2 separate regions of the Homo sapiens genome follow, and region 2 is linked to region 1. The links are chromatin loops, found by intact Hi-C in ENCODE. Cell type or tissue: PC-3. All regions are shown on one strand. Links, peaks and the distances in the headings refer to the core of each region. The heading gives the core; the rest is flanking DNA. Region 1 overlaps MGAT5B (alpha-1,6-mannosylglycoprotein 6-beta-N-acetylglucosaminyltransferase B). Region 2 has its middle 87 kb from the start of SNHG20.

The links. A loop is a pair of places that touch in the nucleus more often than their neighbours do. Peaks named below come from ENCODE experiments on the same cell type or tissue, not always from the same donor. Only the 100,000 strongest peaks of a DNase experiment are listed, where the experiment ranks them.
Region 2: it touches region 1 in a loop (11-fold over the local background); 2 of 110 quality-filtered maps call a loop at or near these places.

Annotation. Positions count from the first base shown.
Region 1 is chr17:76,930,130-76,942,391 of GRCh38, forward strand. It overlaps MGAT5B (alpha-1,6-mannosylglycoprotein 6-beta-N-acetylglucosaminyltransferase B), which reads left to right. Exons shown (of 18, transcript NM_001199172.2): 11 at 2,516-2,646; 12 at 3,163-3,168; 13 at 7,859-8,014; 14 at 10,273-10,419; 15 at 10,603-10,719. Among named protein-coding and RNA genes, the nearest start is that of MGAT5B, 68 kb to the left of the region's middle. RefSeq lists enhancers at 7,553-8,095, 10,403-10,961. In PC-3, for the core only: no CTCF peak of the experiment used is centred there; a DNase peak (open chromatin) is centred at 5,392.
Region 2 is chr17:76,995,879-77,008,140 of GRCh38, forward strand. No RefSeq gene overlaps it. Among named protein-coding and RNA genes, the nearest start is that of SNHG20, 87 kb to the right of the region's middle. RefSeq lists enhancers at 2,033-2,573, 2,529-2,608, 11,446-11,625. In PC-3, for the core only: no CTCF peak of the experiment used is centred there; DNase peaks (open chromatin) are centred at 6,563 and 6,963; H3K27ac peaks cover 1,241 bases.

The DNA.
Region 1 (12,262 bases), core at 1,391-9,390:
CTCCAGGCTTCCAGGGCTCCTCCTGACCCTCCCAAAGCTCTAGAGGAGAGATCGTTTGGTTCTGTAGTTGAATTTTCAGGCCCAAGAATCTGTGAGCTTTGGGGGCACTTACACAGGAAAGCATCATCTCTTCTAAGCTGTACCAGATGTTGATTATTACGTCTTGTGGGCCTTGAGGGGTGGGTGGGAATACTACAGTAGATTTACACATTTGATGAAAGCATGCATCCCAATTGGAGAAACGTTAAAATGTGGGGGATGTGCATTCGAAATGAAGAAATAGGGTATTTAGAATCAAGGCTGTTGTGGGAAATCAAGGCTGGGCAGCTGCTCCCAGCCTCCTCACTCACCATAGCCCCTTCCGTGCGGGAAGGTAGATTAAATATCCTTGGACTCAATAAACGGTTTATTCGGGATCCCAGTGCGCAGAAGGCAGGGCTCGTGTGCCTGCAGATTCGTAGGTCTCATGTTCCTCTTAACCCCTCCGTGGCGGACAGAGCTTTAGCAGTCACTGCACTCCACACACGGCCATGGAATTGGAGCGTGAGATCAAACATGTTCCCTGGCCTTGGTGTGTAGGAGGGTGTGTGTCCTTATGGACAAATAAGTCAAATGGCGAGGAAATCCCGGGGCAATCCCTGCTGTAACAGAGACCTAACTGCCGCAGATGGGGCCACAAAGGGAGGCACAGTCCACCCAAGAGAAGGCTTCCAGGAGGAGGTGTCGTGTGAGAGGGGCCCCGAAGGCTGAGTAGAATTTCCTCATCCGAGACAAGGGAGGAGGGCAGTGCAGGCCGAGGGGACAGCAGCAGGGGCAACGCTTGGAGGTGGGAATGGGAGGCTTTTCCCCTGTCTCATCCATCTTTGTCCAGCATTCATAAAGCCAGCCCAGGCTCTGTTTCAGGTGCTGGTGGCACAGAAGTGAACAAAACAGAACCATTGTCCACAAGGTGCTTTTATTTTAACAATTATTATTATTGTTTTTGGAGATGGAGTCTTGCTCTGTTGCCCAGGCTGGAGTGTAGTGGCGTGATCTCAGCTCACTGAAACCTCCGCCTCCCAAGTTCAAGTGATTCTCATGCCTCAGTCTCCTGAGTAGCTGGGATAACAGGTGTGCGCCACCACACCCGGTTAATGTTTGTATTTTTAGTAGAGATGGGGTTTTGCCACGTTGGCCAGGCTGGTCTTGAACTCCTGACTTCAGGTGATCCACCTGCCTTGGCCTACCAAAGTGCTGGGATGACAGGCATGAGCCACCACACCTGGCCTATCCTGACAATGATACATGAACAAATAAATGTATAGTCTAATGTCTGGTCGGTAAGTGCTGTGATGAAAAATAAAGCTGTTAGGGGACAATGAGTGACTGGGGTCAGGAGAGACCTCTCACAGGCCCATGAGCACAGTTCTGTATGGAGAGGGGTTGTGTCCAGCAGGGCTCTGGGTGGGCTGGATGGTCAAAGGTGCGGTGGGAGAGAAATGGAGGCAGAGCCTGGTGATTGTCGGGCGGACTTTGGCATATGGGGTTTTGTGCGGAGGAGGAACCTGATATGGCCTAGATTCAAAACTGTCATTTCAGAGAAAAGACTCTACCAAGAGAGCCACAGGAATGAGGAGGCGGCTGTCAGGGTGGTCCCATTGAGAGCTGATATGGCCTAGGCCGGGGTGCAGTCACGGAGAAGGTGGAGAAAGTTCTACCTGGGATGACAGATGCTGCCTATGGGCGCAGGTGGAGGGCGAAAAGATGGGTCAGAAGCTTGGGGCTCCAGGGACTGTGAGGAGGGCAGAGTCCCTACTGGTCACCCGGGGGCCTCAGCCTCAAACAGGGGGACTTGATGACCTCTTAGGCTGCTGCTGCTACTGCTGGTGGTGCTTCTTCCTTCTTTCTTCTTCCTCCTCCTCCTGTTCCTCCTCCTCCTCTTTCTCCTCCTCCTTTTTTCCTCCTCCTCCTCCTCCTCCCCCCCCCCTTCTTCGTCTTTGTCTTCGTCTTCTTTGTCTTCTCCTTCTTTCTTCTTCTTACACAGGGTCTTGCTCTGTTGCCTGGGCTGGAGTGCAGCAGTGCGATCATAGCTCAGCTCACTGCAGCCTTGAACTAGTGGGCTCAAGCGATTCTCCCACCTCAGCCTCTCGAGTGTCTGGGACTATAGGCGCGTGCCACCATGCCTGGCTGATTTTTAAATTTTTAAATAGAGACAGGGTCTCACTATGTTGCCCAGGGTGGTCTCAAACTCCTGGGCTCAAGGGATCCTCCTGCCTCTGCCTCCCAGAGTGTTGGGATTATAGGCGTGAGTCACCATGCCAGGCCTAGGTTTCCTTCAGCTCTGATCTTTGTAGCAGTCTCCGGGAAGGGGGTCACAGGCCGGGGCACTGATTACACCCTCCCCACCGCACCCTGTGCCCCGCCCCCTTTCCCACCCCTGCCAAAAGAGGACCTCTTGGGCGGGGCAGTCCAGGGAGGCCTGGGGCTGCCCTTGGTTGTTTGGTGACCCCATTCCTTCTGCGTGCTCGGGCTGCAGCTCATACCCCCGACAACTCCTTCATGGGCTTCGTGTCCGAGGAGCTCAACGAGACGGAGAAGCGGCTCATCAAAGGCGGCAAGGCCAGCAACATGGCCGTGGTGTACGGCAAGGAGGCGAGCATCTGGAAGGTGAGCGCGGCCCCTGCGCGCGGGAAGCACCAGCCTGCTCGGCACAGGCCCCCGCCTGGGTCCCGCATCTCCTCCTTCCAGGATGCGGTGCCCTCCTCCCGCCCCAGCCCTGCATGCTGGAAATGTCTCCCATGAACCAGTTCAGGACAAAAAGTTCCTAACTGCTATTTAAAGACACCCAGCCTAGGAGCTGACAGCTTGTCTCCCGGACTCTCGTAATAAATGATTCCTTAATTGAGGACTGTGACTAAATCTTCCACCCTTCCAAGAAACAGATCAATAGACAATGTAAGCCCAGCAAGGGCGTCTTCGGTGGATGGGGGGGTGGTCAGGCTAGACTTGGGAGTTCTGTGAGATTAGAGGCAGAGAGAAGCAGGAGAGGCTTAGAGATTAGAACCCCATCTTCAGGGTTGGGGGCCCCAGAGAGGAGCTGCCTGCATGGGGTGTTGTCTGCGAATCATCACTAACCTGCTGTCTCTCTCTCTGTTCCTTGTGCTCCCCCTGGCCACGAGGCAGCTCCAGGTATGGAAACCGCTTGCCGCCTGCCCCCTCTACCCTCTGCTCCCTTCCCCTCTCCAGCAGCCACTCCAGGGGTCTCTCCTTGTGATGTTCTCCTGACTCAGGCTCTCTGGGGCTTGTGGCTCCTGTGGATGGACCAAGGTGGGGAAGAGGGTGATGGGGACAGCAGGGTCCTAGGAGCCGTCTTTCCTGGTTCCTCTGTCACAGGGAGGCAAGTCCTGGGAGGTCAAGGTCCTGCTTGGCATGGCCACAGGGCAGCCCTTGGGCATGAGAGGGACCAGCGTTGGATGGGTTATTACATCAAGCAGGTGGCATGAGGTCAAGGTTAATAACGAAGCTACTGATCAGGGGAAGCCCCTGTATCCTACATCAGGCCTGTTACATGATTATTGGATTTAATCACTCTCCCAGCTGTACTGGTTAGGATTAGATCTGGCTGTCGCAGGGAAACCCCAAAATAATCGTGATTTAAACAAGATGGAAGTATATTTTCTTTCCTGCTTGCAAATTTCAGAGGTCGGGAGGGCTGGTGTGGCGTTCCCCGGGGTCTTCTTACCTTGACCCATCGTGTTTAGTTTCCACCTTGGCCTTGCCTCATGGTTCAAGATGGCTACAGGTATTAGAGTCATTATATCTGCATCCCAGCCAACAAGGAGAAGGAAGGAGCAGAGCGGGACACCACGTTTCCCACACTGCTCATCAGCTCCATCTTGGCCACAGGGCCATGCCCACTTCCAGGGGATGCTGGGTGGCATTATTTCCAGGCAGCTCAGCTCAATGTGCCCAGCCCTGTTCTGGGTTCTATGACTGAGGAAGGAGGAGAGAAGGAGGACTCAGGGGGATCTCACCATCTGGGTTGTGTCCACCCAAGACGCTACTGTTCACTGAGAGCTTGCTATGTGCCAGGCATTGTGCTAAGGGCTCACGTGCATCTCTTATTTAACCTTCACACAATGAGGTAGGTGCTGCATGTGATCCTGCCCACTCTATAAATGAGGACACCAGGGCACAGTGGGTTAGAAGGTGACCCATAGCTAGTAAGCGCCGAGCTGATGTTCCAGCCTACATCAATCTAAGTCCAGAGCCAGGGGTGCTTGGCCCTGACCCCACAGCCTGTTCAGCATTATGAAGCCTTGGAGAATGGCAGAGAGAAGGCTTGAAAGCAGGAATCAAGGTCCAAGACCTCTGCTGAGATGTCAGAGGTCACTGTGGGGTGTGGAGCGGGGAGCTGGGAGATGAGGCTCCCCATGCCGATTGCCACAGCTGCAGGGAAGCCCGGGAAGCTGTGGGCACTGGGTGCTGGAGAAGAGGGCAGAGTCGGAGGGTCGTGGAACACACAGGGTCTACTTTTATCAGAAAATGCTGTTAAGAAACTGGCCCAAGAGAATGAGAGGTTATGAAGTCTGGAAAGAGAAACGTTTTATCTCTAGCGCTGGAACTTCTGTGATAGCCCGAGGCAATCCTGTTCAGCTAGAGACCTCAAAGAAACTGCTTCCAAAAAAAGACATCTTTGCCCTGGTGTTTGTAACCAAAGGAAGTCAGAGGTGGCTGGATGGAGAGAAAAATGAAAGCAGCATCTTGGGAGAGATGCCTTCCAGAGTACAGGGGATCAGGTGGCCGAGAAGCAGAGGAGGAAGGAGGGGAGATGGAAGGTCAGGTCATTTATCATCCTTCCAGGGAGCAGGAGCTGGGGACCCAGGGCAAGGCGTTGGGTGAACTTTGTGCTAAGCGGGTCTGTCTTATTCTGCATTCCCCAGAAAGTGGAGCCTGAGGCTAAGGCTTAGGTGCTATTTTAGTAGAGTGTAGTCCCAGGAAGCGAGGGGTGAAGGATCAAGGGAATGAAGCAGGAAGGAGGCAAAGGCAGCTGGTTCAGGCCCGGGGCAAACCCACCCTCATCCCTGGAGGAAACATTCCAGGCCCTCAGACAGTCATCTGGGTGAGCTTGGGTGGAACTTTTCAATCCGTAGGTGGCAACCCATGGATAAATTGTGAAGCCAACTCAGGGAGTCTTGACTAGCCTTTTTGGTTCGTGTACAATTTTTTGTAGAAACATATGCTTTCATTTCTCCTGGGTAAATGCCCAAGAATATAATGGCTGGTTAATACTGTAGAAGTGTGTTTAACTTTTTTTAAAAGTTATTACGAGGCTTTCAATTCTTGAACAAATTCATCAATGCTTGGGATGGTCAGTCTTGTAAATTTCAGCCGTTCTAACAGGCATGGAATGGTGTCTTCTTGTGGTTTAAACTAGCATTTTCCTAATGACTAATGATGAAGATATTTTTGTGTGTTTATTTGTCTTCCATATATCTTTTTTTTTTTTTTTTTGGTGATGTGTCTTTTTAAAAACTTTTGCCCATTGAAAATATTAGGTTGTTTATTTTCTTACTATGGAGTTGTTAGAGTTCTTTATATATCCTGGATCCAAGTCTCGTATCAAATATATGCTTTATAAATATTTTCTTCTAGTCTGTGGCTTGTCTCTCTCTTTTTAAACATATATATATTATATATATTATATAATTATATATACTATATATTATATACATTATATATACTATATATATTATATACATTATATATATTATATATTATATAATTATATATACATTATATATATTATATATTATATAATTATATATACTATATATTATATACATTATATATATATATATGTAGATAGAGACAGAGAGACGGGGTCTCATTATGTTGCCCATTCGGGTCGCAAACTCCTGGGCTCAAGCGATCCTCCCGCCTCAGCCTCTCAAAGTGCTGGGTTACAGGCATGAGCCACTGCGCCTGGCCTTGTCTTTCTCTTAACAGTGTCTTTCAGCCGGGAACGGTGGCTCACGCCTGTAATCTCAGAACTTTGGGAGGCCATGGCGGGGTGGATCCCGAGGTCAGGAGATTGAGATCAGCTTGACTAACAAGGTGAAATCCCATCTCTACTAAAAATACAAAAGATTAGCCACGTGTGGTGGCGTGCGCCCGTAGTCCCAGCTACTCAGGAGGCTGAGGCAGGAGAATTGTTTGAACCTGGGAGGCGGAGGTTGCAGTGAGTCGAGATCGCACCACTGCACTCCAGCCTGGGCGACAGAGGGAGACTCTGTCCCAAAAACAAACAAACAAAACAATGTCTTTCAAAGAGAAAAGTTCTTAATTTTAATGAAGTCCAGTGTTTTCTTTTAGGGATTGTGCTTTTGGTGTTGTATTTAAGAAATCTTTGTCTAACCCAAGGTTACAAAGATTTCTTTCCTGTTTTTTTGTATAAGTTTTATAGTTTTAGGTTTTGCATTTAAGTCTGTGATCCATTTTGCATGAACTTTTACATATAATAAGTAAAAAGTTCTTTTACGTTTTTGCGTGTAGATATCATGTTTCATGACCATTTACTGATGAAACCATCCTTCCTCCACTGAAATGTTTTGCACCTTTGTCGAAAATCAGTTGACCACACTGTGTGTGGGTCTATTTCTGGAGTCTGTATTCTGTTCCATTGATCTGTTTGTCTATCTTGATGCCAATACCACACTATCTGGATTACTGTAGCTTTATAAGAAGTCTTGACATCGGTAATATAAGCCTGCTAACTGTGTTCTTTTTCAAAGTTGTTTTGTCTATTCTAGGTTCTTTGCATTTCCAAATGAGTTTTAGAATCAGCTTATCAATTTCTACAAAAAAGTACTGGGAGTTTGATTGGGATTTCAATGTTTTTTTTTTTTTTTGAGTTCTGGAAAATGAATATGAAAAATTGTAGAGATAATTTAAGATCAAGGATGACTCTATTTTACTCCAGAGAGAATTTACTTTTACTCTTGGCTTATAGCTGGGGGCCCTAGCAATCTCGGATCACCTTGATCAATATGGTGATTAAGACAAAATGGATTCAGCCCCTGCAAGGACTGGTCTAGCTCTGTTTCATCCTTTTCTCTAGGGTGGAATTCCTCTGAGTTCTAATTCCAAATATGGAGCTTCCATCAGAGGTCCCCCTCCTTCAGTGAAAGAAGGGATGGGCAGATAAGATGGATGAATGAGAGGATGGATGGATAGATGGATGAGTCGATGGGTGGATGGGTGAGTGGAGGGATGTGTGAGAGGGATGGATGGATGAATGGGTGGGTGGATGAGTGGATGGGTGGATGTTTGAGAGGGATGGATGGGTGAATGGATGGATGGGTGGGTGGACGCATAGAGTTATGGGCAGGTGGACAAATGGATGGATGGATGGATGCATGGATGGTGGGTGCATGGATGGATGGTGGGTGCATGGATGGATGGTGGGTAGATGGATGGATAGGATGGATGGGATGGGTGAGAGAGAGAGATGGATGAATGGACTACAGAGAGCTCCACAGCTCCTCAGAGGAGCTTAGAGGTCATTAGGGGTTCAGCAGATGCCAAGTGGCACCACGTGAATCCATTTAAATGTTGGTCCCCATAGGGTTCCTTTGGAAAGAAAACAGTTTCATGGCTAAAAGTAATCCTGAAGCCTCTGCTCTAGTCCAATCTCTGCCATTCATAGGTTTTCAGGGCCAGAGAGGGGCGGGGCCTTTCCCAGTGTCCCACAGCCAGTTAATGGCCAACCTGAGACTGGGTCCACATCTTCTGACTTCCAGACCAAAGGGATCTCCTCCATGGACTTTGCCTTCTGTGGTTTGCATGTGGTTCCCATCTCCTCCTCTTCTTTTTCCAGGGGAAGGAGAAGTTCCTGGGCATCCTGAACAAATACATGGAGATCCATGGCACCGTGTACTACGAGAGCCAGCGGCCCCCCGAGGTGCCAGCCTTTGTGAAGAACCACGGCCTCTTACCGCAGCCTGAGTTTCAGCAGCTGCTGCGCAAGGCCAAAGTGAGCTCCCATCCCCCGCACCATTCTCACACTTGCCGGCTGCAGACACTGAGGTCACCACCCATGCCTGCCACCACCACTCAGGCCCCTTCCACATATGGACATACCCCAGCATGCTCTGCTGCCCTGAGCCCCACATCTGGCCAGAGCCCAGGGGCAGAGATGTGGGTGCCCACCAGGCAGGAGAGGTCCTATAGAGAAAGGGACCTGGGCAGGGCCAGCAGAGCAGCAGAGCCGTGGCTCAGTGATGGGGAAGTAGAGTTGGACTGCCCATCCTCCCCCTTGCAGTACCAGTCCAGCCAAATGGACTCCTGGGTCAGGCCTAGCTTTTGGAGACACTGAGCTGGGGGGTGGTTGGGTGGGTGGAGAGAAGGGTCCTGGCTAGAGTGCCATTGAGCCACTAGTCCTGAGTGACTGCTTCAGGGGTCCCTGAGCTGTACTGCTGGAGCAGCAGTTGACACAGTGGGCAAAACCCTGACTGGACCCTGGAGTATCAGCTGAGGCTGGAGAGTCTCCAGCCAGCTTCTAGGCACCCCCTCACCCTCTTTTTTATGAGACAGGGTCTTGCTCTGTCACCCACGCTGGAGTGCAGTGGTGCAATCAGGGCCCACTGCAACCTTATATTCCTAGGCTCACACAGTCCCCTCACCTCCACCTCCCGAGTAGCTGGGACTATTGGCATACACCACCACACCTGGCTAATTTTTAAATTTTTTGTAGAGATGGTGTCTTCCTACATTGCCCAGGCTGGTGTCAATCTCCTGGGCTTAAGCGATCCTACCACCTCGGCCTCTCAAAGTGCTGGGATTACAGATGTGAGCCACTGCACCTGGCCCCAGGCCCTCTCTTGATCTCACCATAGCTTGTTTCCCAAGGCATCTTGGGGGTGTGTGTGTGTGTGTGTGTGTGTGTGTGTGTGTGTGTGTGTGTGTTGGGGGCAGTGGAGATGCTTGCATGCAGTGAATAACCTGAACAACCTCACAGAACAGCCCTGGATTCAGAATCATTTATTAAGTGCCTTTGAGGCCAGCCCTGTGCACTCCTAGCACAAGTTACTTAAAAAATAATAATTTTGGCCAGGTGCGGTGGCTCACACCTGTAATCCCAACACTTTGGGAGGCCGAGGTGGGCGGATCACGAGGTTAGGATATCGAGACCATCCTGGCCAACATGGTGAAACCCTGTCTCTACTAAAATACAAACAAACAAACAAACAAAAAATCAGCTGGGTGTGGTGGCGGGCGCCTGTAGTCCTGGCTACTCAGGAGGGTGAGACAGGGGAATTGCTTGAACCCGGGAGGCAGAGGTTGCAGTGAGATGAGATGGTGCCACCGCACTCCAGCCTGGTGACAGAGCAAGACTCCGTCTCAAAATTTTTTTTCAACTTTTATTTTAGGTTTAAGGGGTACATATGCAGGCTTGGTACCTGGGTATATTGCATAATGCTGAGGTTTGTGATATGAAGGATCTTGTCACCCAGGTAGTGAGGATAGTACCCAGTAGTTAATTCTTCCGTCTTTACCCCCTTCCTCCTCCCCACTCTGGGAGTCCCCAGGTGTCTGTTGTTGCCATCTTTATGCCCATAAGTACCCAATGTTCAGCTCCCACTTATAAGTGAGAATATGCGGTATTTGGTTTCTGTTCCAGCTTTAATTCACTTAGGATATTGGCCTCCTGCTGTATCCATATTGCTGAAAAGGACATGATTTTGTTTTTTTTTATGTCTGCGTAGTATCTTATGGTGTCTATGTACCATACTTTCTTTATCCAAGCCACCGTTAATGGGCACCTCCGTTGGTTCCATGTCTTTGCTGTTGTAAATAGCCTCACACAAGTTAGATGCTGAATAAATGTTTTTGGGATGAGTGAGTGAGGTTCCTGGAGGTCTCTTGCAGGTGCGGGCCTGCAGCTTTCTTGGCCTGAAACCCTTGTTCTTTTCTTCCTCCCTCCACAATCATAAATCATAGCCTGATAGAGCAAGAAGAGACCATTGATAATACCTAATTAGACCCCCTTATTTCACAAATGGGGAAACTGAGGCCCAGAGAGGGGAAGTGCTTGCCCGTGGCACAAGATGTTCTGGGCTGGCTTTTCCAGCCCTGTTATAGCTCACATAACAGGCTGAGCAAAAATAATCGCTCCAGGCCCAGCTGCCTCCTGTGAATATCCCGAAGCCTCACCTTGTCCCCGGCATCCTGGTGCTTACTGGGCTGTGGCGGCCCAGCCCTCCCTGATCACTGCGCCCCTTGACTCTGCAGCTCTTCATCGGGTTTGGCTTCCCCTACGAGGGCCCCGCCCCCCTGGAGGCCATCGCCAATGGTTGCATCTTCCTGCAGTCCCGCTTCAGCCCGCCCCACAGCTCCCTCAACCACGAGTTCTTCCGAGGCAAGCCCACCTCCAGAGAGGTGAGTGGAAAGCATCCTGGTCCCCGATCAGGAGGGGCCGGGACAGAGACCCCTGCAGGTCCTGGAAGAGGCAGACTGAGATGTGGGGCAAAAGGAGATAGGACAAGTGTATGGGGTACCTTTCTTTGTCCCTGTCCCACTGGCAGGCACGGGGGGCATCTGCAATCTCTGTACCCTTGCCAGGTGTTCTCCCAGCATCCCTACGCGGAGAACTTCATCGGCAAGCCCCACGTGTGGACAGTCGACTACAACAACTCAGAGGAGTTTGAAGCAGCCATCAAGGCCATTATGAGAACTCAGGTGAGAGCAGCCACATACAGTTGAGACCCCCCACTAGTCCACACTGCTGGTCTTCACTCTGATTAGAAAACGGTGCCCCCCTCTGGGTGAGTTCAGACTTGCAGGCCTGGGTTGGCAAAGGTGTCCATCCCTCCCCTGGTCAGACACAGCCCTGAGCCAGGGCATGTGGATTGGAGAATGGAATGGGGGATCCCATTCATCTACTCAGGTGTGATGTGTGGGGAATGCCTTTGTGCAGTGAGCAACCTGCACAACCTTACATGGCAGCCCTGGATCTCAAATTGTTTATGGAGCACTTTTGAGGGCCAGGTGCTAACTGAATGTTTTCACGATGGATGTGTGGAGGTTCTTGAAACTGCTGCAGGTGTGGCTTTGCAGCCTTTACACAGCACATTTCAAAATATAATGTGCATACAGAGCGTCTGTTAATGCGGGGCAACGCTTCGAGTAGCAAGGGGGCAGAACACCCTGGGTCTCCAGCGAACGTGGGTGCTGGTGTGTGTAGGTGCACATGTGTGGGCTGGGTGAGAGTGAGGAGGGGCTTGTGCCTGATGCTCATCTCCGCAGTGGACATGTTTGTGGCTTTTGATCGTGCCTTGTGCTTGGCTGGTTCCTTCATTCTGGGGAGGCTCAGACCTGGTGAACGAGAGAGCCTCCTCTCACTATGGTTCTCCTGGATCCCCTTCTTGCTATAGCTCAGATGATAGGCTGAGCAAAAATAATTGCTCCAGGCCGGGAATGGTGGCTCCCGCCTGTAATCCAGCACTTTGGGAGGCCGAGGCGGGCAGCTCACTTGAGGCCAGGAGTTTGAGAGCAGCCTGGCCAACATGGCAGGTTTCTCAAAGTTAGGGACTGTCTGAGATTGGATTCCTCCAGGAAGTAACATGAAAACAGGGATTTTAGCAGTAGCTTATTTGGGAGGCAACCCCAGGAAGCAGGCACGGAGGTGCCAGGTGAGGCAGGGTGTGTATCAGCAGGTGGCACCTGGAGCTCATCACCACGGGGGCCTCTGCAAGATGGGGTAGGTCACATCCCAGAGCTGTCCTGCCCGAGGAGAAAGAGGCTAGGGTAGGTATCCTCCTCTTCCCATCCATCTGTGGCTGAGGGTGGTGCCTGGGATGCCAGTTCCTGACACTTTTGGCCTGCACACAGATGGGCTCGGCAGGCCAGAGACAGCCTTGAGGTGGAGTCACCGGTGACGGAGGGTGGGGCGCTGATGGCCCTGCTGCAGGGAGAGGTTGTGTGACCTTGTAATGCTGGATCCTAGCAAAGCACCGGCCTAGACAGAGTGGGGAGGGATAAAAAGCTCCCTTGCTAGCTCTCAACGCAGTGTTGTCCCCTGTCCTGGGCTGGTGGCTTAAGTTCTGGCAAGGCCTTGTAGAGCAAAAGCAACTAGAGGCCAGGAGCAGGGGCTCACACCTGTAATCCCTGCACTTTGGGAGGCCGAAGCGGGCGGATCACTTGAGGCCAGGAGTTTGAGAGCAGCCTGGCCAACATGGTGAAACCCCATCTCTACTAAAAATACAAAAAGAAATTTAGACAG
Region 2 (12,262 bases), core at 2,859-10,858, 67 kb after region 1:
CTTGTGGGCCTGAGGCCAGCTCCAGAGGCATCCACAAGAACAGGTTTCCCCAGCCAGCCTGCACCCGCCAGCTCTGTGCCTCTCCAGGGGGCTGCACCCAAAGTCCTTTCCCTTTGTCTTGTGACTTCTCCAAAGATGTACTGTTCTCTGTGGAAGATGCAACATGATCTGGGATTCAAAGCCATCTCTTTGAGAACCAGGCATTCCCTGGGTGCTTCCTGTGCACATAGGCAACGTGTATGCTGGCTGGGCCTAATCCCAGCACTTTGGGAGGCCGAGGTGGGCGGATCACTTGAGGTCAGGAGTTCGAGACCAGCCTGGCCAACATGGCAAAACCCCGTCCCTACTAAAAATACAAAAATTAGCTGGGTGTGGTGGCGCACGCCTGTAATCCCAGCTACTCAGGAGGCTGAGGTAGGAGAATTGCTTGAACCTGGGAGGCAGAGGTTGCAGTGAGCTGAGATCCTGCCACTGCACTCCAGCCTGGGCAACAGAGCGAGACTCCATATCAAAAAAAAAAAAAAAAGAAAGAAAAAGAAAGAAAGAAAGAAAAGAAAAAGGCAGCATGCATGCTGATGCACGTCTGCCTTTCTCTTGTTAATCTGTCTTTTTGTTCCAGGAGGCTGTTCCAGCTGAGAACTTATGAGTATTGTAGGAACAAATGAGTTTTCCACCCCTACAAGCCCATGATATTTAATCATATCTCTCAAGGGAACTAGGGGTTGAATCTTCTCCCTTCCCCAGCTCAGCCTGCTCCAGTCCAGAGGCTGCAATGGGAAGGGGATGGGGCGGATGATCTGCCCCAGCCCTGGCAGAGAGAGGGGGTTGGGGGGAAGGAGGTGGGAACCTGCTAGGGTGGTCCTCACTCGCCTGGACAGCTTCCCCTCTTGGCTTCCAAGGGCTCCTGGAAGGTTCCCTGCTGGGCTCTGGGTCCCTGTGACCCTGGGGGATGCTCCTCAAATCCTGAGTAGTCCCATGTGACGTCCAGCAGAAGCCCCCCCGAGCATCCTTCTGGGCACTGCCCCATCCCCTTCCAGACGGCCCCACTGGTAGGGTCCTTGGGTAGCCCCTTGTGATTCTCTCTCTGGTCTGCAAGGAACACTCCCATCTCCTTGCCCTGACACACAAACCTGGGCCTGTAGGGCTCCCGCTCCACCACCCGAATGGCCACAGCCATTTCCTCACCATGGAGATGTTTCTGGGGGAGGCAGACCCCTGGCCCCCTCACTCACGCATTTCCAGGCTGGGCCAGGTGTCCATGCTTTGCATTTCTCTGCTGCAGGAGACACATTTCAAGGCTCTCTGCAGGGGGTCCCATGAGTTCTCCTGATGCAGAGACAGAGCGGGGACCCGCCTAGGGGCCTGCCCGCACCCACCCCCCAACCACAGCATGGAAATAAAGGAAAAGTCTTGAGTTCCTTCAGGAGAAATTCCAGGCACTAGCTAGCCTTGGAGAATAAATGAGCAGCCGGATAAGCAGGAAGATAGCAACAAACAAGATGAGAGCAACAGGAGCCTCCCAAGCAAGCCAGAGGAACAAGGTGTTTTGGTTCCTACAGAAACTAAAGATAACATCTTCACATATGTTCTCGAGTTGTTTTTCAGAAACCCCCACTGCCAGCCTCTATCCTATAGACCTCAGATGTGGGGAACCGAGGGCGGCACTCTGACTGCCGTTCTTTGTTCAGAATTTCATCCTGAGAGGCCTGGAGAATCATGCCCATGGCCACACTGAGGTACAGCCTCCATGTATGGGTTTACAACTTTACCTGCAATGCACCCCTCGCTTTCCTGAAATGCATCCCTGCCTTTAAAAACCCTTGCCTGTGCTCACGCCTGTAATCCTGGCACTTTGGGAGGCTAAGGTGGGCAGATCACTTGAGGTCAGGGGTTCAAGACCCACCTGGCCAACATGGTGAAACCCCGTCTCTACTAAAAAATACAAAATTAGCCAGGCGTGGTGGCAGGTGCCTGTAACCCCAGCTACTCGGGAGGCTGAGGCAGGAGAATCGCTCGAACCCAGGAGGCGGAGGTTGCAGTGAGCCGAGATCATTCCACTGCACTCCAGCCTGGGCGACAAGAGCAAAACTCGGTCTCAAAACAAACAAACAAACAAACAAAACCCCTGCTTGTGAGCCGTCGGGAGTTTGGGTCTTCAGCCTTAGCTGCCTGTTCCCCTCGCTTGGCGCCCCGCTGTAAGTGCCCTTTTTGAGACAGCTGGGGAAAGCAGAACAGGGACGGGGGAAGGGTCCCTGTTTTCCTTACACACCATGCTGACTGCAGCCATACTCAGCCATGCAGCCCTGTAACCACAAACGCTTCCTTTCACAAAAATAGGCCAAGTAAATCTAAAACACACAGAGTGCTTAAACCACAAATGTCGTGGCTGTTAACAGTAGGGACTCTCCACAATCCCCAAATGCACATCCCCAGCAAGGTCCTAGCCCGCCCTAACTGTACCTTTGCTTCATTTTAATGGTAAACATCATACCCCGGATGGAAAGTTGAGATGCTAATGAGACATGCGTCGCGTGAAGAAGCGTGACAGAGACTGTGCAGTCATGATGGACAGACCACCCTAAACATGCAATGATGTCATCTGGAGGAGGCCGGAAGGAAAATAAATCAACAGTCCGACCAGCTTTGGGGAGCCAGCTGCAGGTCTCTTCCTGTACTGTCCCCCTTGCTGCTCCAGCTGAAAGCCCTGATAAACTGCCTTGCTCAAGCCCATCTTAGACTCTCGGTCAACTTCTATTTTCTGAGGGTCCACTGGCTGGGAACGCTGTGCTCTTGGAAACTCTCCCTTCTAGGGTTCTGGGAGAGGGTGAGGGGGCTCAAGAGACCGGGGCGGTTCTCCTTCATCCTGCTGTAAATCCTGCACCTGACAGGGCAGGGTCCCTGGTATCTATAGCATCATCTCTCCAGCCAAAACTCAGCCCTGCTCTAACAGCCTGAGACAGTGCCCTTTCTAAATACAGTGCTGTGATATGATGGCAACTCACATGTATCAAGCATTCACTGCAACAAACACTTTGAGGGATTAGCTCGCAGAACCCTCACAGCCCTAGGAGCTAGACACTGCGTGCAGGAGAGGTAACTGACCCAAAGAATGCCTGGCCTCTGACCTGGTTACCGCGGAGGAGGGTGATCTCTAGGCCACACCATGTCCCTCCTGACAGGAGTGTCTTTGTTGCCCAAGGGCTTTGGCCCCTGGAGGGTCCAGCAATGCGGTTTATGATGGGGGCCTCAGGACATCCCGTATCAGTGCCGACCTCCAGAGGGACTGAAGAGGATAGGTGAGTCACATGGTTAGCGTGTGATGGAGCCCCAGGAAAAGCTCTGGACCCCAAAGCCTCAGGTGAGCTTCCCTGGCAGGAAGCACTCTTGAATGTTGTCAGGCATTAGGGCCAGGAGGTGGGAAGACCGCCCAGGGTTCCCTGGGGAGAAGATGGCCAGAGGCTCCGCGTTTAGATCCCATCAGACTTTGGCCTGTGCATCTTGTCCCATGGCTGGTCCTAATTTGTAACTTATTTATTTATTTATTTATTTATTTATATATTCTGAGACAGAGTCTTGCTCTATCACCTGGGCTGGAGTGCAGTAGTTTGATCTCGGCTCATTGCAACCTCCACCTCCTGGGTTCAAGCAATTCTCCTGCCTCAGCCTCCTCAATAGCTGGGATTATAGGCGTGCGCCACCGTGCCTGGCTAATTTTTGTATTTTTAGGAGAGGTGGGGTTTCACCATGTTGGCCAGACTGGTCTTGAACTCCTGACCTTGTGATCCGGCTGCCTCAGCCTCCCAAAGTGCTGGGATTACAGGTGTGAGCTATTGCGCCAGGCCATTAATTTGTAACCTTTTGCGGTAACTATAATTGTTAAGTATAGCACTCTCCTGAGTTCTGTAGGTCATTCTAGAAAATTATCAAATGAGACGGTGGTTGTGCGGGCCCCCAAATTCATAGCAAGCTGGTCTAAAGTGAGGGTGGTCCTGGGACCCTCATTGTTGTGGCTGGGGTCTGAAGTGGGGGCTGCCTTGTGGAACCTGTACCCTCTGACCATAGAGTTTCCAGAATTCACCACAGATGCTGTCATGATCTCTGCTTCACAGATGGGGAGGTAGATGGACACTGAGGTTTCGTGACCTGCCCAAGGCCAGGCAGTTATATAATCTGTTATATAATCTGCAAATTTAAAAATACTTAATCTAGGCCAGGTGCAGTGGCTCACACCTACAATCCTAGCACTTTGGGAGGCCGAGGTGGGAGGATCACTTGAGGTCAGGAGTTCGAAACCAGCCTGGCCAACATGGTGAAACCCCGTCTCTAGTAAAAATACAAAAAAAATTAGCTGGGTATGGTGGAGGGCACCTGTAATCCCAGCTACTTGGGAGGCTGAGGCAGGAGAATTGCTTGAACCTGGGAGGCAAAGATTGCAGTGAGCCAAGATTGGGCCACTGCACTCCCAACCTGGGTGACAGAGTGAGATCTGTCTCAAAATAATAATAATAATAAGTAAGTAAATAAATAAATAAATAAATAATAAAGTTAAAAAGCACTTAATCCAGCTGGGCGAGGTGGCTCACACCTGTAATCCCAGCACTTTGGGAAGCCGAGGTGGGCGGATCACAAGGTCAGGAGATCGAGACCATCCTGGCTAACACGGTGAAACCCCGTGTCTACTAAAAATACAAAAAGTTAGCTGGGTGCGATGGCGGGCGTTGTGGCAGGCACCTGTAGTCGCAGCTACTCGGGAGGCTGAGGCAGGAGAATGGCGTGAACCCGGGAGGCAGAGCTTGCAGTGAGCTGAGATCTCACCACTGCACTCCAGCCTGGGAGACAGAGTGAGACTCCGTCTCAAAAAAAAAAAAAAAAAAAAGCACTGAATCCTAAGTGAACGAATGCAGGAACAGAAAACCATGTTCTCACTTATAAGTGGGAGCTAAACATTGAGTACACCTGGACACAAAGAAGAGACCAACAGACACCAGGGTCTATTTGAGGGTGGCGGGTGGGAAGACGGCGAGGATTGAAAAATGACCTATCGGCTGGGCACAGTGGCTCATGCCTGTAATCCCAGCACTTGGGAGGCCGAGGCAGGTGGATCACGAGGTCAGGAGTTCGAGACCAGCCTGGCCAACATAGTGAAACCCCGTCTCTACTAAAAATACAAAAATTAGCCGGGCATGGTGGCATGCACCTGTAGTCCCAGCTACTCGGGAGGCTGAGGCAGGAGAATCACTTGAACCAGGGAGGTGGAGACTGTAGTGAGCTGAGATCGTGCCATTGCACTCCAGCTGGGGGAATAGAGTGAGATTCCATCAGAAAGAAAGAAAGAAAGAAAGAAAGAAAGAAAGAAAGAAAGAAAGAAAGAAAGAAAAGAAAGAAAAGAAAGAAAAGAAAGAAAAGAAAGAAAGAAAGACAGACAAACGACCTATCCGTACCCCAGAGACATGCAATTTACTCATGGAAGTAAACTGCACATGTACCTCCTGACCCTAAAATAAATGTTGGAAAGGAAAAAATATACCCAACAAAACAAAACAAGATAAAACAAGGGCAGGCATGGTGGCTCATGCCTGTAATCCCAGCGCTTTGGGAGGCAGAGATGGGAAGATCCCTTGAGTCCAGGAGTTTGAGACCAGCCTGGGCAACATAGCAAAACCCTGAGACCCCCATCTCTACAGAAAATATAAGATTTGGCCAGGCATGGTGGCATGCACCTGTGGTCCTGGCTACTTGGGAGGCTGAAGCGGGAGGATATTTTGAGCCTGGGAGGTAGAGGCTGCAGTGAGCCATGGTCCTGCCACTGCATTCCAGGCTGGCCAATGCAGCGAGATCCTGTCTCAAACAAAACAAAGCAAAACAAAAAAACACAAGAACCCTCCCCAACAAGAAACCTAACCCTCTATCCATGGGCCACAGCGATCCCAAGGAGCATGTCCTACAAGTGTAGACCGAACCCCGGGAGAAGGAGAGGGGAACAGGGCTCTGGACCTGCGGGGCGGGGTTTCCTCCATATTGCCTCCCTTACGATGCAGTGATGAGGATCTTTATAGGTCTTTTGGGGGTGACCGCCGTCCACACCCCACCCCCTCCAAAACCCAGTATCAGTTATCAGAGATGGGCTAGATCAGTGATGGCAGAAGGGGTGTGAAGTATTGCTCAGATGGATCCCTGCCTGACATTATTAGAAGGAGCAGTGCCCCCCACCCTCATCGGCACACTGGGTTTGGCCTCAGGCTGTTCCCTGAGGCTGGCACAGAACCCTGGGGCAGCCCTGGCCTCGGTGCTTCCTGGGGAGCAGATCCCATTACTAAGGAGACCACCCACACTGTATGTCCTTTGCTTCCAGAATTGCACCCAGGCTGACCCTCCACCCGCAGCAGCATTCTCGCCACCCCCAGGGTCCATAGTTCAGTTACACAAGGAGCTTAGGCTTTATCCTATCCCAAACTGTGCCCTGGCCTGGTTGGCTGCGGAAGAACAAAGACGGGAACGTAATGAGTCACCATGCCATCACTCTCCCGGAGACCTCCCAGGTGGGGGACGCCTGACTTGGGTTCATTCATTCATTCGGCAAATATTTATCAAATGCTTACGATGTATCTCGCCCTATTCGAGGCCCTGGAGACAGAGCAGTGACCAAAGAGATTAATAATCTCTTTTGAGAAGCCGACATCCTAGTGGGAGAAAATAGACAGTAAACCTAGTGAGTGAATCATACAATACAACGGTCCTCAGCCCTGGTGCCCAGCACCCCACTGACGGCAGGCCCTTTCCAGGCAAGCTGCCAAGTGCTGGCCCCTGTAACGTGTTCAGCTGAGGATTCATCCCAGGCCAGGAATATGGGTGCAAGAGAGTGGGGTGTAGGGTCGGGAGATGCACAGAGGAGGGGTGGCTGGTTTCCAAAAATGGCCCCAGCAATATTTCCATGTCTGCATGCTTTTCCTTCAGGAGCTGGTGTCTATTTCCCCTCCCCTTCAACCTGGTTGGGCTGGTGACTGTCTGACGAACCGAATGAGGTTGAAATGATGCTGTGTGACTTCGAGTCTACTTTATGAAAGGCCTTTCACTTGGCTGTCTCTCTCTTTGTGTGTGTGTGTGTGTGTGTGTGTGTCTAATATGTAGCCACTAGCTGCACGTGACCGCCGAGCACTTAAAATGTGGCTAGTGCAACTAAGCAACTGAATTTTTAGTTTTACTTAATTTTAACCCTCCCCTCTCTCCCCTCCCCGCTCCTCTTTCTTTCTTTTTTGAGACCGGGTCTCACTCTGACACCCAGGCCGGAGTGCAGAGGTGCAATCTCGGCTCACTGCAACCTCTGCTTCCTCGGTTCAAGCAATTCCCATGCCTCAACCTCCCAAGTAGCTGGGACTACAGGTGCGTGCCACCACGCCCAGCTAATTTTTTGTTTTTGAGATGGAGTTTTGCTCTTTGTTGCCTAGGCTGGAGTACAGTGGTACAATCTCAACTCACCGCAGCCTCTGTCTCCCAGGTTCAAGCAATTCTCCCGCCTCAGCCTCCCTAGTAGCTGGGCTTACAGGCGCCCGCCAACACGCCCAGCTGATTTTTATATTTTTAGTAGAGACAGGGTTTCGCCATGTTGGCCAAGCTGGTCTCAAACTCCTGGCCTCAAGTGATCCGCCTGCCTCAGCCTCCCGAAGTGCTGAGGTTACTGGTGTGAGCCACTGAGCCCAGCCAATAGTAATACATTTTCACTGAAATTGCAATAGCAACATATGGCACCAGCTCACTCTCTCTTGCCACCCACGTATGGAGTCAACAAGTAAGAGGTGAAACCCTGTCTCTATTAAAAATGCAAAAATTAGCTGGGTGTGGTGGCGGGCACCTGTAATCCCAGCTACTAGGGAGGCTGAGGCAGAAGAATTGCTTGAACCCAGGAGACAGAGGCTGCAGTGAGTTGAGATTGCACCACTGTACTCCAGCCTGGGTGACAGAGCGAGGAAAAAAAAAATCTAAGCTGTTGAAATTTTAAAATATTTTGAGCCCTAAGGGATTGTGATTATAGGACATGAGTCACATAAACAGGCAGCTATAACCTTTGTTTCTCTGATTATAGATGAGCATTTTTCCTCACCTACATTGTTTTGAAAATGTTGTGACTAAAGTGTGGCAGGGAAGACCCCTTCCCTCTTCACTGTTGGTCTTCATCATAGATTAACTTCCCCCTTTCCTTTCTTATGCAAAGACTTCATGACTATCACATTGTCTAAGAACATTAAATAGACTCTTAAATTGGAAAGGAAATAAAAACAAGTTGTACAGAAAATACATTGTGACTGATTAAATTGTTGTAACTAAGCCAGGTGCGGTGGCTCACACCTGTAATCCCAGCACTTTGGGAGGCCGAGGTGGGCGGATCACGAGGTCAGGAGTTCAAGACCGTCCTGGCTAACATGGTGAAACCCCGTCTCTACTAAAAATACAAAGAATTAGCCGGGTGTGGTGGTGGGCGCCTGTAGTCCCAGCTACTCAGGAGGCTGAGGCAGGAGAATTACTTGAACCCAGGAGGTGGAGGTTGCAGTGAGTTGAGATCGTACCATTGCACTCCAGCTTGGGCAACAAGAGCGAAACTCCATCTCAAAAATAAATAAATAAATAAATAAATAAATAAAATAAAAATAAATCGTAACTCATAAACTAGACTATACAAAGTGCTATATTCCTACTAAATTTCTTTGTTTTCTGACTATACAAGCAAGACTTTAACTTTTTTTTTTTTTTTTGAGACAGAGTCTTGCTCTGTTGCCCAGGCTGGAGTGCAGTGGCACAATCACAGCTCACTGCAGCCTTGACTGCCTGGCCTTAAGTGATCTCTCACCTCAGCCTCCCTACTAGCTGGGACCACAGGTGTGCACCACCACACCCGGCTAATTTTTTAACTTTTTTTTAGAGATGGGGATCCCATCATCTTGCCCAGGCTGGTCTCAAACTCCTGGGCTCAAAGGATCCATCTGCCAGGGCCTCCCAAAGTGCTGGGATTACAGTCGTGAGCCACTGTGCCCAGCTAAGACCTTAACTTTTAACTTCAGAGCACTGACCCTATTCCTGTGGAGTCTGTGTACCTGAACGGCTATTCTCAGCTTTTCGCTTAAATCAACTCTTTTAAACTGGATTTTGATCCTTTTGGTTATTTCAGTTTGACAGGCTACCTTAAAGTACCATAAGGCCAACTGTGGTGGCCCACGCCTGTAATCCCAGCACTTTGGGAGGCTGAGGCGGGCAGATCACCTGAGGTCAGGAGTTCGAGACCAGCCTGGCCAACATGGTGAAACCCCATCTCTACTAATAATACAAAAATTAGCCTGGCATGGTGGTGCATGCCTGTAATCCCAGCTACTTGGTAGGCTGAGGCAGGAGATTTGCTTGACCCGGGAGGCGGAGGTTGCAGTGAGCCATGATTGTGCCACTGCACTCCAGCCTGGGCGACAGAGCATGACGCTGTCTCAAAAAAAAAAAAAAAAAAAGGGCTGGATGCAGTGGCTCTCGCCTGTAATCCCAGCACTTTGGGAGGCCCAGGCAGGAGGATCACGAGGTCAGGAGATCGAGACCATCCTGGCTAACACGGTGAAACCCCGTCTCTACTAAAAATACAAAAAATTAGCCAGGTGTGGTGGCGGGCGCCTGTTGTTCCAGCTACTCAGGAGGCTGAGGCAGGAGAATGGCGTGAACCCAGGAGGTGGAGCTTGCAGTGAGCCGAGATCGCGCCAGTGCACTCCAGCCTGGGGGACAGGGCGAGACTCTGTCTCAAAAAAAAAAAAAAAAGGTTGCTTTGGCTGGGCGTGGTGGCTCTTGCCTGATAATCCCAGCACTTTGGGAGGCCGAGGTGGGAGGATCCCTTGAGCCCAGGAATTTGAGACCAGCCTGGGAAACATGGTGAGGCCCCATCTCTACAAAAAAGTAAAAAATATTAGCTGGGTGTGGTGGTGTGCACCTGTGGTCCCAGCTACTCGGAAGGCTGAGGTGGGAGCATCACTTGAGCCAGGGAGGTTGAGGCTGCAGTGAGCCGTGATCGCACCACTGCACTCCAGCCTGGGCGACAGAGCATGACCCTGTGTGAAATAAAAAAAGAGAAAGTTTGCTTTATAATATTTCAAAATGATCGATTTCCCCCACCAGCAGCCTCCTTTTATTTTTTTTTCAACTGCAAATTACAATTTTAAGAACTAGAATATGAGCTGTAGGTTTGGGCTCCCTAGGACAATGTAGAGACCATTTGACTTTCTATGACTTTCAGAAGCAGCCTGGACACCCCTTCCCCTCACCCGACCCCAACAGAAACCCCTCAGCTCTGAACTGCAATCTGCTGCTGGCTCTGTGTCATCTTAGCTTGGCGTCTGGCTGGAGATCAGAAACGCCACCGTGCTAGGGAAGGCTGCAAATCTGAATTTACATATAGATTTCCCAGGGCAGGTAGTTTCCTAGCTTTTCCCTGATGAAGGTGAGGTTGTTCTTGATTTTCTGATTATCCAGAGGCTGGGTTGATTGTGCAGGTTTTTGCAGAGTAGCTTTCTGGGTTCGGGGATGGTTGTAAGGCGAGAATTTAACAATGGAAGTTGCTAAATTTGTGGAGGGGTCTCAGATGCACTTACTGGAGATTCCTCTCAGAAGTCCGTGCTGCAGAGTCAAAATACTCCCTCTGAGGAGCAGGGAAGAAAGCAAACTTGCAATTCCTTCCCTTCAGTGTTTTGGAACCACACCAATTTGTACGATCAGCATTCTCTGCCCCTTCCCCTTTATTTATTTATTTGTTTGCTTATTTATATATTTTTTTATTTTTATTTTTTTTGAGATGGAGTCTTGCTCTGTTGTCCAAGCTGGAGTACATTGGTGCGTATGAGCTCACTGCAACCAGCGATCTGCAATCGCTTCCCAGATTCAAGCAATTCTCCTGCCTCAGCCTCCCCAGTAGCTGGGATTACAGGCACACGCTCCCACTCCAGGCTAATTTTTGTACCTTTAGTAGAGACAGAGTTTCACCATGTTGGCCAGGCTGGTCTCGAATTCCTGACCTCAAGTGATCCGCCCGCCTCAGCCTCCCAAAGTGCTGGGATTACAGGCGTGAGCCACTGCGCCTGGCCCTTCCCCTTTGATTTCCTAACTTATTCCCTCCTCTGGCTAATTTTGCATTCCCCTTCAGAGGCTGAGCTGGCCAGCTTAATGAGCCTCCCCGACTTGCCATCAGATAGATGGTGCACCATTAGCTGCCTGTTTAACAACCATATTTCTTCTTCTCGATGAGGGCTCAATATCTCACACATGAAATATTGCTTGGAGAGCCCCCAGTCCAGGACTTGAAGCACCGAGCAATTACTCAGCCGTGATTCCGGAGCGGTGGCAGCTTGGTGACAGCCGCCTCTTCTGTCTCCTCTGGTTGATTGGCGACCGGAAGCAGGCAGGCTTCCATTTTACCAGAGATTGATGGCTTCTCCCAACTGCCAGTGGCTCTCTGCGAAGCTCCCCCTCCAGCGTCCTCTTTCTGTCCTGACATCTAGAGCTGTGGGGCTCAGTGCACTGCCCGTGGGGGCCCACATGGCCTGCAGGCCGGACCCCTGCCGGGGGCAGGTGACTCCCAGGTGCTGACCTATGGCAACCACAGTTGTGATTCCCATGAGGTCATGTGACAGCTGAAAAGAGATAGCCGTGCGTGGTGGCTCATGCCCGTAATCCCAACACTTTGGGAGGCCAAGGCAGGCAGATCACTTGAGGTCAGGAGTTCGAGACCAGCCTGGCCAACACGGTGAAACCCCGTCTGTACTAAAAATACAAAAATCAGTGGGGCATGGTGGCGTGCACCTGTAATCCCAGCTGCCTAGGAGACTGAGGCAGGAGAATCCCTTGAACCCAGGAGGTGGAGGTTGCAGTAAGCTGAGATTGTGCCACTGCACTCCAGCCTGGGTGACAGAGCGAGACTCCATCTCAAAAAAAAAAAAAAAAAAAAAGAGAGAGAGAGGTAACTAGAGATAGGCACACAGCGTCTACTCTTCAAAGCTGCCTCTCAGATCACACACTCTCCCATCCCCTGGGCTGTTAATGTAAGTAAGCCCTTCTCTGATCCCAAAGCTGGTCTCTCCAAATTCATCCCTGTAGAAACTGCCCCTGAGGCCCCGCAGCCCCATTCTTTCATCATTGTTCAGTCTCCCTCTCTCTTTCTGGCCTTGCCCTTCCCTCTGGTCTCCTCTCTATAAGGGCTCTTCGAATGATGTTTGTGTTTTTGTTCCACCAAGTAAGACCAGGCACA